Regions from separate parts of the Homo sapiens genome. Here region 1 is linked to region 2. A link is a contact called in ENCODE POLR2A ChIA-PET data. All regions are on one chromosome and are shown on one strand. Each heading gives the region's core, a stretch centred on a gene start or an enhancer-like site at or near the end of the contact. The rest is flanking DNA. Distances are from core to core; before and after follow the strand shown.

Region 1 (5,624 bases), core at 331-2,830, about 22 Mb after region 2:
CGACCGGGCGCGGTGGTTCACGCCTGTAATCCCAACACTTTGGGAGGCTGAGGTGGGTGGATTATTTGAGCTCAGGAGTTCAAGACCAGCCTGGGCAACTTGGCGAAACCCCGTCTCTACCAAAAATACAAAAACTTAGCCGGGCGTGGTGGCATGCGCCTGTAGTCCCAGCTACTGGGGAGGTTGAGGCGAGGGGGTCGCCTGAGCCCGGGAGGTTGAAGCTGCAGTGAGCTGAGATCGTGCCATTGCACTCCAGCCTGGGTGACAGGGCCAGACCCAGTCCCCCCAAAAATAAAAGTGTTGGGCTTGTTATCAATGTGTAGTGCCTTACATTGTATAAACTCATTTAATCTTCACAATAGCATCGTGGCTGGGGGCCGGGGGAGGACTATTGTAAACCCCATTTTACAGAAAAGGAAACAAAGGCACAGAGCGGCAGAGCTGGGATTACGAACCCAGGCAATCTGGCTTTAGAGACCATACCCTTAACTGTGCTAAAGCATTATCCCAACATACGTTGATATATTTGTGACTTTATTTCTTCAGCGATTATCTCCCCTCGCCAATGCACAGGTCTGCGGGAGCATGGACTGTCTGAAAGGTTCTGAGTTTAGCTTTAAGCACAGTGCCTGGCACATACCATTTGTTGAATAAATGGATCTACCTATCTATATATATGTGTGTGTGTGTGTGTGTATGTGTGTGTGTGTGTGTGTGTGTATATATATATATATATATATATATATTTTTTTTTTTTTTTTTTTTTTTTTTGAGATGGAGTTTTGCTCTTGTTGTCCAGACTGGAGTGCAATGGCGCGATCTCGGCTCACCGCGACCTCCGCCTCCCGGGTTCAAGCGATTCTCCAGCCTCAGCCCCCTGAGTAGTTGGGATTACAGGCATGCGCCACCACGCCAACCTAATTTTGTATTTTTAGTGGAGACGGGGTTTCTCCATGTTGGTCAGGCTGATCTCGAACTCCCGACCTCAGGTGATCCGCCCGCTTCGGCCTCCCAAAGTGCTGTGATTACAGGCGTGAGCCACCTCACCTGGCCTACTGGATCAATATCTTTTTAAAAAATTCCACACTGGGAGACATTTGGTGTAGGACTGAATCCCCGTATTTTAGAAGCCGCCTTGTCTCTTCTTGCCTCGATTTCCCATCCTGTTAATCAGGAGACTCAGGGCGGGAGGACAAAGCCAGGTGCAAGAGGCGTGAGCACAGCGACTAGGAAAATGGAGTCGGAAGCCGTAATCTTCAGTTTCCTCCGCTGCATGAGGCACCATGTGCACCACGTGGACTAAAGGAGACACTTTCTCCATTTTGAAGCGGTGTCCAGGCTTCAAGACCTAGGCTCCAATTTCTCACCGTGAAGAAGCTCGGGAAAACCGGGCGCTTGGGGAGGCGCGCGGGCAGAGGCTACCCGTCCCCGCGGCCTCTAGACAGGGGCGGAGTCCCTACCCGGCCTCCGCGGGCCCCGCCCCCGGACGGCGGAAGCCGAGCTCGCCCTCTCCGCCCGGGCCTGGGCGTGTCCCACGGGCGCACGGCATGCTGGGAAGGCGTCCGCGCGGCGGCCATTTTGTCTTGTCGGCTCCTGTGTGTAGGAGGGATTTCGGCCTGAGAGCGGGCCGAGGAGATTGGCGACGGTGTCGCCCGTGTTTTCGTTGGCGGGTGCCTGGGCTGGTGGGAACAGCCGCCCGAAGGAAGCACCATGATTTCGGCCGCGCAGTTGTTGGATGAGTTAATGGGCCGGGACCGAAACCTAGCCCCGGACGAGAAGCGCAGCAACGTGCGGTGGGACCACGAGAGCGTAAGTCCCGCGGGCCTTGGCCTGAGCCCGGGCTCCGTGGGGGAGGGGAGCGGGCGCGGGCTGTGGCCCTCCTGGCCGCGGCGCGATGTGGCCAGGGCCGCACCCGGGGTCGAGCGTCTGACCCGGTGCCCATGGAGCCAGGAGGGAGGATGCTGTCCGGACCCGGGGATGGGGGTGATTTGGTTTTGTTGTTCTAGTATCAAGGGGGTCCGGGAGAGCCCTTGGCATAATTGAAAAGCACCTTGATGAGGCGGGGAAACGCGGGAAAGAAGGATAGCAGCGTCTTATTAAATCTAGCGGCTCCGAGGTTTCACCTCATTATGAAATAGGGAGAAGGGCACATTTTTCTATAGTTTGGGTTGAACGTCGTATTTAGACTAAAATTTCTGACCAGGATTCATGGTAAAAATCGTGGCGGTATTTTATTTAAGTAATTACAGCATGACGCTTATACGGGGAAATAGAAATGTAAAAGAAGTCGTTTACTTGTTAGGGTTTACCGTGATGATTTACAAGTATTGTTCGTTAACAGTATTCTAAGAAGTCCCTTATAGAGGCAGCTGTCAAGGTTTTTTCTTCCACATAAAACTCATTTGATGCTCTTAGCCCGGGGAGTAAAGGTAAATATTATAACCCCAGTTTCACTGGTGAGACTTAAAAAGGCTCACCCAAAGTCTTGGCAACTGAGGAAACTAATCTTTGTAGTTCTGTTAGCTTTCCACAATCCTATGAAACTGGTTCTCTGCACCTACTGTAGCATTTCAAGTGTTTTGATCTAGTTTTGAACATGCAGTGTAATGTTTACTTTAGGTCTTATCTGGAGAATAGATACAGAATTTAATTTTACTTTGAGGTTATAATCTAACATGCTAATTTTAAAACAATTGCTAATCAAAATAGGAAGGAATAGTTCAGGTAATGCATGCTTCTTTAGAAAACTGTTTTCTTACTCTTTTTAAACGTAGGCTTTGGTTAAGGTAAAATTTCTTTTTTGCAGTGTAGGAAAGCAAGTTGGTGCTAGATGACTCCTTTTAGGACTTTAAGAAAGAGTAAGTTTGGCTCAAGTTGTGTTGGGGTGCTAACTGATTCCAAAGTAGTATGAAACATTCTTAGAGTAGAATTTATTGTTTTTAAGAGGTGGGTTTTTTGTTTTTAACATTTAGGCTCCCCATCCCCCCGACCATTTGTCACAATAGGAGACTAAGGAACTGCTTACCTTGACCATCTTTCTTTTGTAGGCATCTTTGTTATAGCGAAGTAACTTTTTTTTTTTTTAACTACCTGACTCTGTAACCTTTCAGTCTAAACTTTGCAAATGTGTTAGGAATAACGCTCAAAATCCTAAGTAAGGTAAAAAACCAAAACATTATGGCGATTTGGCTTATGTTCAATAGGTTATTTGTATATTTTGAATTCAAGAGAAAAATGCTTTCCATTGCACTCCTTATCAGTTGGAACAGCCTTGTATCTCTGCACCCTTGACTTTGAACACGTTTTAGAGAAACTGTTTTCTTTCCCGGGGTAATTTGTTGCCACATTGCATTGTATGTGATGGGTTTATGACTCTTCAATGATGAGGCCCTCAGAATAGCAATTTAGGTTTTATGTCATCTCAGCCGTAATCTGCTTTGCTTTCAGTTTTAGTACTTTTCACTAATTTTAACTTTCAGTGTTTATTACTAAAGTATTTAATGCCTTAATGACAGATTGCACTTCACTCTAGATTGAAGGATTTCAAGTCAGTTACTGGCATTTCAGATTGATATCTGCAGGGAAAATGTTGGTAGTGTTGAGCAAAAACAAAGCACATGGTCTCATCTAAATAGGTGGAATTATTGTATAATGAAGCTGGGGAAGCTGTTGATATCGTTTCCGGGTCATCTGCATATTCTTGTACTGTTGGCTGTTAGTGCTAAACCTGCAGGGATGGGCAAACCCATTATATGCTGAAAAGGAGTCACCTTTTCTATAGCCTAATATTTTAACATATTTTTGCATTCCTGTTCTATCTGGAAATTTTTCTTGGCCATACTTGCATTAAATGGAAGAAGCCATTTCAGCTGGATGGGGCCCTTGTTTTTTTTTTTGGAATAGAGATAAATACCAAAATAAGGAAAGGAAGCAACCATTAATTAAAAGACAGTTGCCGTGGCATCTGTAAGTATTTAACAGTCAAAATGCTAACTTTACCTAGTATTAAAGGTAGTCCCTAGATAGCTGTATTTGACCTGTGGAATTTGTTTTAAATGCATATTTCTGTACTTCAACCCCTTCAACTCCCCTTCCCAGAGAGTCAGATTCTGTCTGTCTTGGGGAAGGGTCCCAGTATCTGCATTTTTTATGGCTCCTCTTATGCATTCTTTTTTTTTTTTTTTTTTTTTTTTGAGACGGCGTCTTGCTCTGTCTCCCAGGCTGGAGTGCAATGGCGTGATTTTGGCTCATTGCACCCTCCGCCTCCCGGGTTCAAGCGATTCTCCTGCTTCAGCCTCCCCAGTAGCTGGAACTACAGGCGCCCTCCACCACGCCCAGCTAATTTTTATATTTTTAATAGAGATGGGGTTTCACCATGTTGGCCAGGATGGTCTCGATCTATTGACCTCGTGATCTGCCCGCCTCGGCCTCCCAAAGTGCTGGGATTACAGGCGCGAGCCACCGCGCCCGGCCGGCTCCTCTTATGCATTCTAAAGTTTGTGACCTACTGTTTCCTGACCCATCCTGATTAGTCCTGGGCTTTTAATTGTGCATATCTGCACAATTAAATCTTAATTGGTATTAATTTGGTAGTAGATTCTAATACTGTACTTTTTTCTCCTTTTCATGATGGGTAATAAGTGAGCAAGCAGCACTTGCGAAGCGCAGTTTCAAGTGAAGGATGCATCTGTGATGCAAAATCATCGACCATTTATTTGTAATGGTGTGTATGTAACCTTCACCAAGGTATTTTACTGGGGCTAGTGCTTTTACAGGCATTTCCAACTTTGTAGATTGCTACCTCTGGATCTGAGAAACTGCAGCTAAAGTGAAGTCGGCTTTAATACTGTTTCATGGATTCATTGGTACACCCTCCCACCGTGTTTATTTGTATTTTGCAATTGTTTGAGATTATTGTTTTGGTTTTTTGCACTAAGCAATTGCTTGGTTAATCCTAAACAACCACAGTGATGAGGAAAGCATGTGATTGTAACTAACTGCCTAGGGTGAGTACCTTTCAGTGAGGGTTTGATTTCAGTGTTAGCCAGAGAAGGCACTAGTAGCCATATTATTAGAAGATTGTAGTAAATTGTAAAGTCTGATCGGGAGTTTTGTTATTTTTTATGTAGCAAGACAGAAATTTTGTAGTTCAAATTGAGGTTTTTATATTCTAGATCTCAACCTGAAAATGAAATTACTTAATCATTAACACTGATTCTAATATCTGAAATGAGTTTTCTTCCATTTATCAAACTCAAGCCTACCCTTCCTTCCATGAAGGTTTAACATGAAGGTTTAATAATTTATGAAGGAAATTGAACTATGTTCTTTTCTAAAATCTTTGGAATGTTAGCAGATACTGTCATTGACACTGAAAAGTTGTTTAGAAAAGGAAAAATAGCTAAAGCTTCTGTCCACATTTTTTACTTGTATACTTTTTCTTTTTGCTTTAAAAATGTTCAGAATTTGGGAGCAAAAATTGAAAGCAAAAAACTAGTAATTATAATGCATGATGGCATCTATTAATATGTATTTTACTAGTTTTCATTCAGAGTCACCAAAATGTTCATAGTAACTTACTATGTTACTATGGAGTAAGATAGAAAAGCATTTTCTACCCTGCT
Region 2 (4,938 bases), core at 2,098-4,597:
TGAGACCACTATTTTTTCTACTTCCAAAACAAACCCTGAGAACAAGGCAGCCAAGAAGCTCAATCACTGGGGCTTTACCTGAACAGGGAACAGGCTTAGATGCTAGGCTTGGGCCCTGGCACAGCAGTTGGCTCTGGAAGAGGCCCTCATGCAGTTCAGCATGGAGTGTCCACACATCCACAGTGATAGCAGTGAGATGCCGACTGCTAATGCCCACCTTTAGACACAGGTCCAGGGCCAGTGAAAGCTCCACTAGGCAGGTGTCCTCCTGTGGGGATGATAAGCCTCTAAGGTGTATGTAAGAAAGTTTGGAAGTTTTAGGTCAAAATGTGGTGATCTGGAACACTGGGTACTGACTTGAGGGAACCCCCTAAGGTCAAAGAACCTAGGATGTAAGCCCTAAGCTCCTTCACACTTTACGCCCAGGAGGAAATGAGGCATCTGAATGATCATGGCATACTTACCAGCTGACCACTCTTTAGAACTTTGCTGTTGATCTTACATAAGCTCACCTCACAGATTAGCCTGGGAAAGGAAAAAAATTAAGAGCACTTGGCCTTGCCGGGCGCGGTGGCTCACGCCTGTAACCCCAGCACTTTGGGAGGCCAAGGTGGGAGGATCATGAGGTCAGGAGATCAAGACCATCCTGACTAACACGGTGAAACCTCATCTCTACTAAAAATACAAAAAATTAGCCAGGCGCGGTGGCGGCCGCCTGTAGTCCCAGCTACTCGGGAGGCTGAGGCAGGAGAATGGTCTGAACCCAGGAGGCGGAGCTTGCAGTGAGCCAAGACCGCACCACTGCACTCCAGCCTAGGCAACAGAGCAAGACTCTGTCTCAAAAAAAAAATTTAAAAAAAAGAGAACTTGGTCCCTTTCCTCACCACTTACCTCCAGTCAAGCTCTGGTGGCTAGAAGGGACAAGGCAATTGGAAATGTCTAATCTTAGCATCTCCTCCAACTGCACAGAATGAGAACTTAACACCTTGATAAGGAGGCCCTGAAGCAACTCTGAGGCAAGAATAGGACGGCTAGATCCTCTGCTCCCCAGTGCTTACCTTTTCCCATCACTATCCAAAAGAAATCTGCTTCTACTGATCTGAATATGCCATAAGGACTCAGAGGTATCCACCTTGAGAACCATGATGTTTATAGCATCTACATGAATGGAGAATAGCTGGAAGGAAGAAGCAAGGATGAACAATAATTAATGTTAAGGAACTGCCCTTCCTTTCCAGATGAGAAAGAGGGGCAGCTCTTAGCATTATGCCCTAAAAACAGAAAAATCTACCCATAACTCCAAAGCCAACCATGCCAAAGTACAGTCCAGGATAGCAGGAGAAGTTGTCTCACTTGGCAGAAGATCTTCAATAAGGATGGGCTGAAGGACAGTTCCTTTTGATCCACCCCAGCGCTCTGGGAGAATGGGGCAGACAGGTCAGAAACTTTCTGTAGGTCCGTTCTGATACGCACTTCTCCAAAGCACAATGCCACATAGTGTCTGCCCAGAAGAGAAATCTCACTGCCACCAGGTCCATCCCTCCCATAGCAGTCTATTCCCCACCCTCACATTCACTTTCTCATCCTTCCTAGAAATATAGCTCAAATCACAGAGATTAGTTTCATAGCAGTTATCAATATCTTCCTCACAACACAATGGCACCCAGGCTAACAGGAAGACTTCAGCAACAACCTCCCTTCCTCCTTGGATTGTGATGCCTCTGCAGAAGAGTGTCACTCTGCAAACACCAACTCCAAAGTACTCTTCTAGGGGAGAAGTGAGAATATAGGGTACTCACGGAAGATCATGGCTAAGGAGTTTGCTGGAAATCCACAGGTTATCAATTTCCTAAAACAGTGAGGGAGAAAGCTCTGTGTGCTAGCTGCTAAATAAGCCACGAGCAGCTTGACAAGCCAGGAAATGTTCTGGATTATTAGAATTTCTCTTTCATAGCCATGTTGCCTTGAATCCCATCTTAAATTAGAACAGTAAAATCTTCGATTTCCTGTTATCTTTCTTCTGTATCTTTGTTATGTGCCCTGGACACTCTGTGTCCTACAAACATTTTTAACTGAACAACTTGCAGCGTTCTCCAACTAGCTCTAAGATCATCTTGGCAAAGAAATGGCAAGGCTGGGATTAACTAGAAAAGCCACCAGGATTTCTATTTTTAAAAAAAGGAAATTAAGAGTTTAAATTCAATTGGATCAACCCTACACACATATCCAGAGTTTCCCAGAACTCACCACTGTTTGCTGGTGTTGCTGAAACTTAAGACTGACATTCTGGATCCAAAAAAAGCGGAAGGAGCCAATCTTTAGCTCCGCCTGCAGCTTCCGCTGACACCACTTGGTGGCCAACCGGACCACAAGCCACCTGCAGAAAAATTCCTGTTAATTCATAGGACCTTTTTCCAATGATGGTTTCCCTCACCCCTTGCTGGTCTTTCAAAGCCTTGCAAAAGGTCGTTCCTGAAACTGGATCTGAGCAACTCTCCTTTCTTCCAAAGCACCACTCTGTCATATACATTCAGCCACGCTGATCAAGATCCTAGCTCCCGACTGACCCCTCCACCCAGATGAAACCAGAAACTGCACCCTCTAAGTTGAAGACAAAAACAAAATCCCTCAAATTGTTATGAATCCCAGAGGCAGAGAGAGAAGACCCCAGCAAGAGTCAAAGCGGAGGCGGCTCTGTCACATGTGCCATCACACTCCCCAGAGGGTCTGTCTGTCTCCTGCTCCCACCCTCCAGACAGGTATCCACGAGAAGGCACTTTGAGGTCAGACCCGGCAGCTCGAATGCTGTTCTCCCCAGACCGATGCTGCAGGTGCCCATCGCGCTTGGCGAAAGGGACATGCAGGGGTGGGTGGAGGGGGAAAGGGAAGCCACTGAACCAGGCCCCTTCCTCACACTCCTATTCAGTTCCTGGCCTCAGCATTTCCTCAGACCCCGCCCGCTTCCTCAGTCTCCCCAACTCGCAGCCCATCCCTGGGAGCTCGGGCCACGCGCCTCCTCACGATCCCTCCCCTCGCCGCGCGCCCCCTCCCTCCACCCTACCCACTCTGCCTCACGCGCCTCAGTAAGGCGCGCGCCCCCTCCTCAGTCTTTCTTCCTCCTCTCCGCCCCCTCCCTCCCGCCGCCGCCGCCGCCGCCGGCGCGGCCGGGAACCCTCACCGGCCTAGAAAGAGGGCGCTAAGCGCAACTAGCAGCAAGACCAACAGCGCGGAGAAGAACAGAGGCATTTAGGTCCGGGTCCGGCCCGGCTTGGCCCCGGCCCCCGCCATGCCGGGCCCCGACGCCGGATCCGCGCAGCACCGCCGCGGGCCGACCAGCTGCGCGCGCAGGAGCAACGCTGAGCGAGGACGCGCTGGTGCGCACACGAGCCCCGCCTTCCGCAGCCCGCCAGCCAACCAACGGCCTCCCACCCCAGTCCCGCCCTGTCCTACGACGCTGCAGGGCCGACGGGCTGCGTGCGCGAGGAGCGGGCGTGGTTCCGGGAGGAGGGCGAGGGGGAGCGGACCAAGAGCTGAAACACGCCCCGGGCGCACACCACGGTGCCCGGAACCGCGGGGCTCGGGGACCCGCGGGGGTCGGAGTCCGGGCCCACTACCTGGGCTGGCGGTGGACCTGGCTGACTCATTTCGGTCCGGGGAGCTCACTTTGAGGGGAGTTGGAGTCCGCCTAGCCACTTAGGCCTGGACTCAGGGTTCTGCGGAAGTTACACCCCTGGTCAGACGTGGTAGCACTCCCATCTTATTCAAGATCCTGTTTGAAAATTACTGAGGCAGAAACTAGGAGGTAATTAAAAGGCCTCAAAAATCTCGCCTCATTCCATCCACAGAGGAAACTAATGAGGTTTTGTTTTTTTTTTCTTTGAGACAAGGACTCGCTACGTTGCCCAGTCTGGTCTCGAACTCCTGCAGGCTCAAGGGATCCTCCTGCCTCAGCCTCCTGAGTAGCTTGGACTAAAGACGCGTGTCACGGTTCCTGGCCAATGAGTTTTTACTTCATTTACTGTTTGAACACTGTTCTGGTCCATCTACTTATGGCACGAACTGGGCCCTGATGGAGGAGAGGAGGAGATACTGCAGAAGTAGTGAATATTGTTCTTGCCCTTTAGCAAAAAATAGTTTATCTGGGAAGCAAACATAATTACATAAAGTAGACAATACATAGTCAGTTTTGCCTGCTTCCTTCTGTGTAGTTTATCTGGGAAGCAAACATAATTACATAAAATAGACAATACATAGTTTTGCCTGCTTCCTTCTCTGTAAAATGAGAGAACAGGACAAAGGTCCCTCAGCGTTACTGTGCTAAGGATCAGTATCTGAATGATGATCTACTGATACAGCACAAGCTAAGGAAATCCTGACGGTTTCAAAATAAGTATTATGGAGGAGGTCATGTCTCTTTTCATACCCCTTCGCTCCCACGTCCTAATCTCCATATATATCCTTCAAGATTTTACTCAGAGCCTCTCTTTTTGGCTCCCTCAGATAAAACACCATTTCATCTTTCACCTGTGTGTTGCCCGAAGTTGCTTTCACTCCTCTGATTGTTTCCTCCCTTATCTATTCCTCTCTTCAGTGATTTCACATCTCCCCAAGAGCTCCAGCGCTGCTGTTTCAAGGTCATACTTACCTCTCAAGCACTGTATTTGCGTCATCTTCCTCGTCATCTGCAGCCTTCCCCCAGGGTATGTCCTCCGAATGCTCTGGGAAGGCCCAATTCACTGAAAACCTCTGTCCAAGTCAAGGAGGGGTGCCGTGCAACACGTATCCCTACTCTGGTTCATCTTATCCAATCTGTTTATTGAACCAAGATTCCTGTCACTTCCTTCCTTCTCCCTTGACTATTACCGGCCCTACTCCCAGCCATCTCATAGCCTAAAATGTTGATTTTATGATTTGTCTATTTCTTTCTGGAGAGATCTT

What was found. ChIA-PET counts read pairs that join two places held with the same protein, here RNA polymerase II (POLR2A).
Region 1: POLR2A ChIA-PET joins it to region 2 with 10 read pairs in Panc1. The contact joins the promoter of LUC7L3 here to the promoter of BLTP2 in region 2. POLR2A ChIA-PET finds 5 or more read pairs at or near these places in 2 of 52 experiments (Caco-2 and Panc1).

Annotation. Positions count from the first base shown.
Region 1 is chr17:50,718,023-50,723,646 of GRCh38, forward strand. It overlaps LUC7L3 (LUC7 like 3 pre-mRNA splicing factor), which reads left to right and starts at 1,581. Exons shown (of 10, transcript NM_016424.5): 1 at 1,581-1,809. The coding sequence starts at 1,711. RefSeq lists silencers at 1,288-1,517, 1,858-1,917 and an enhancer at 1,548-1,687.
Region 2 is chr17:28,641,811-28,646,748 of GRCh38, forward strand. BLTP2 (bridge-like lipid transfer protein family member 2) reads right to left here and starts at 3,348. Exons shown (of 39, transcript NM_014680.5): 1 at 3,179-3,348; 2 at 2,248-2,377; 3 at 1,800-1,849; 4 at 1,354-1,501; 5 at 1,059-1,177; 6 at 465-525; 7 at 79-268. The coding sequence starts at 3,246. RefSeq lists silencers at 3,145-3,484, 3,505-3,734.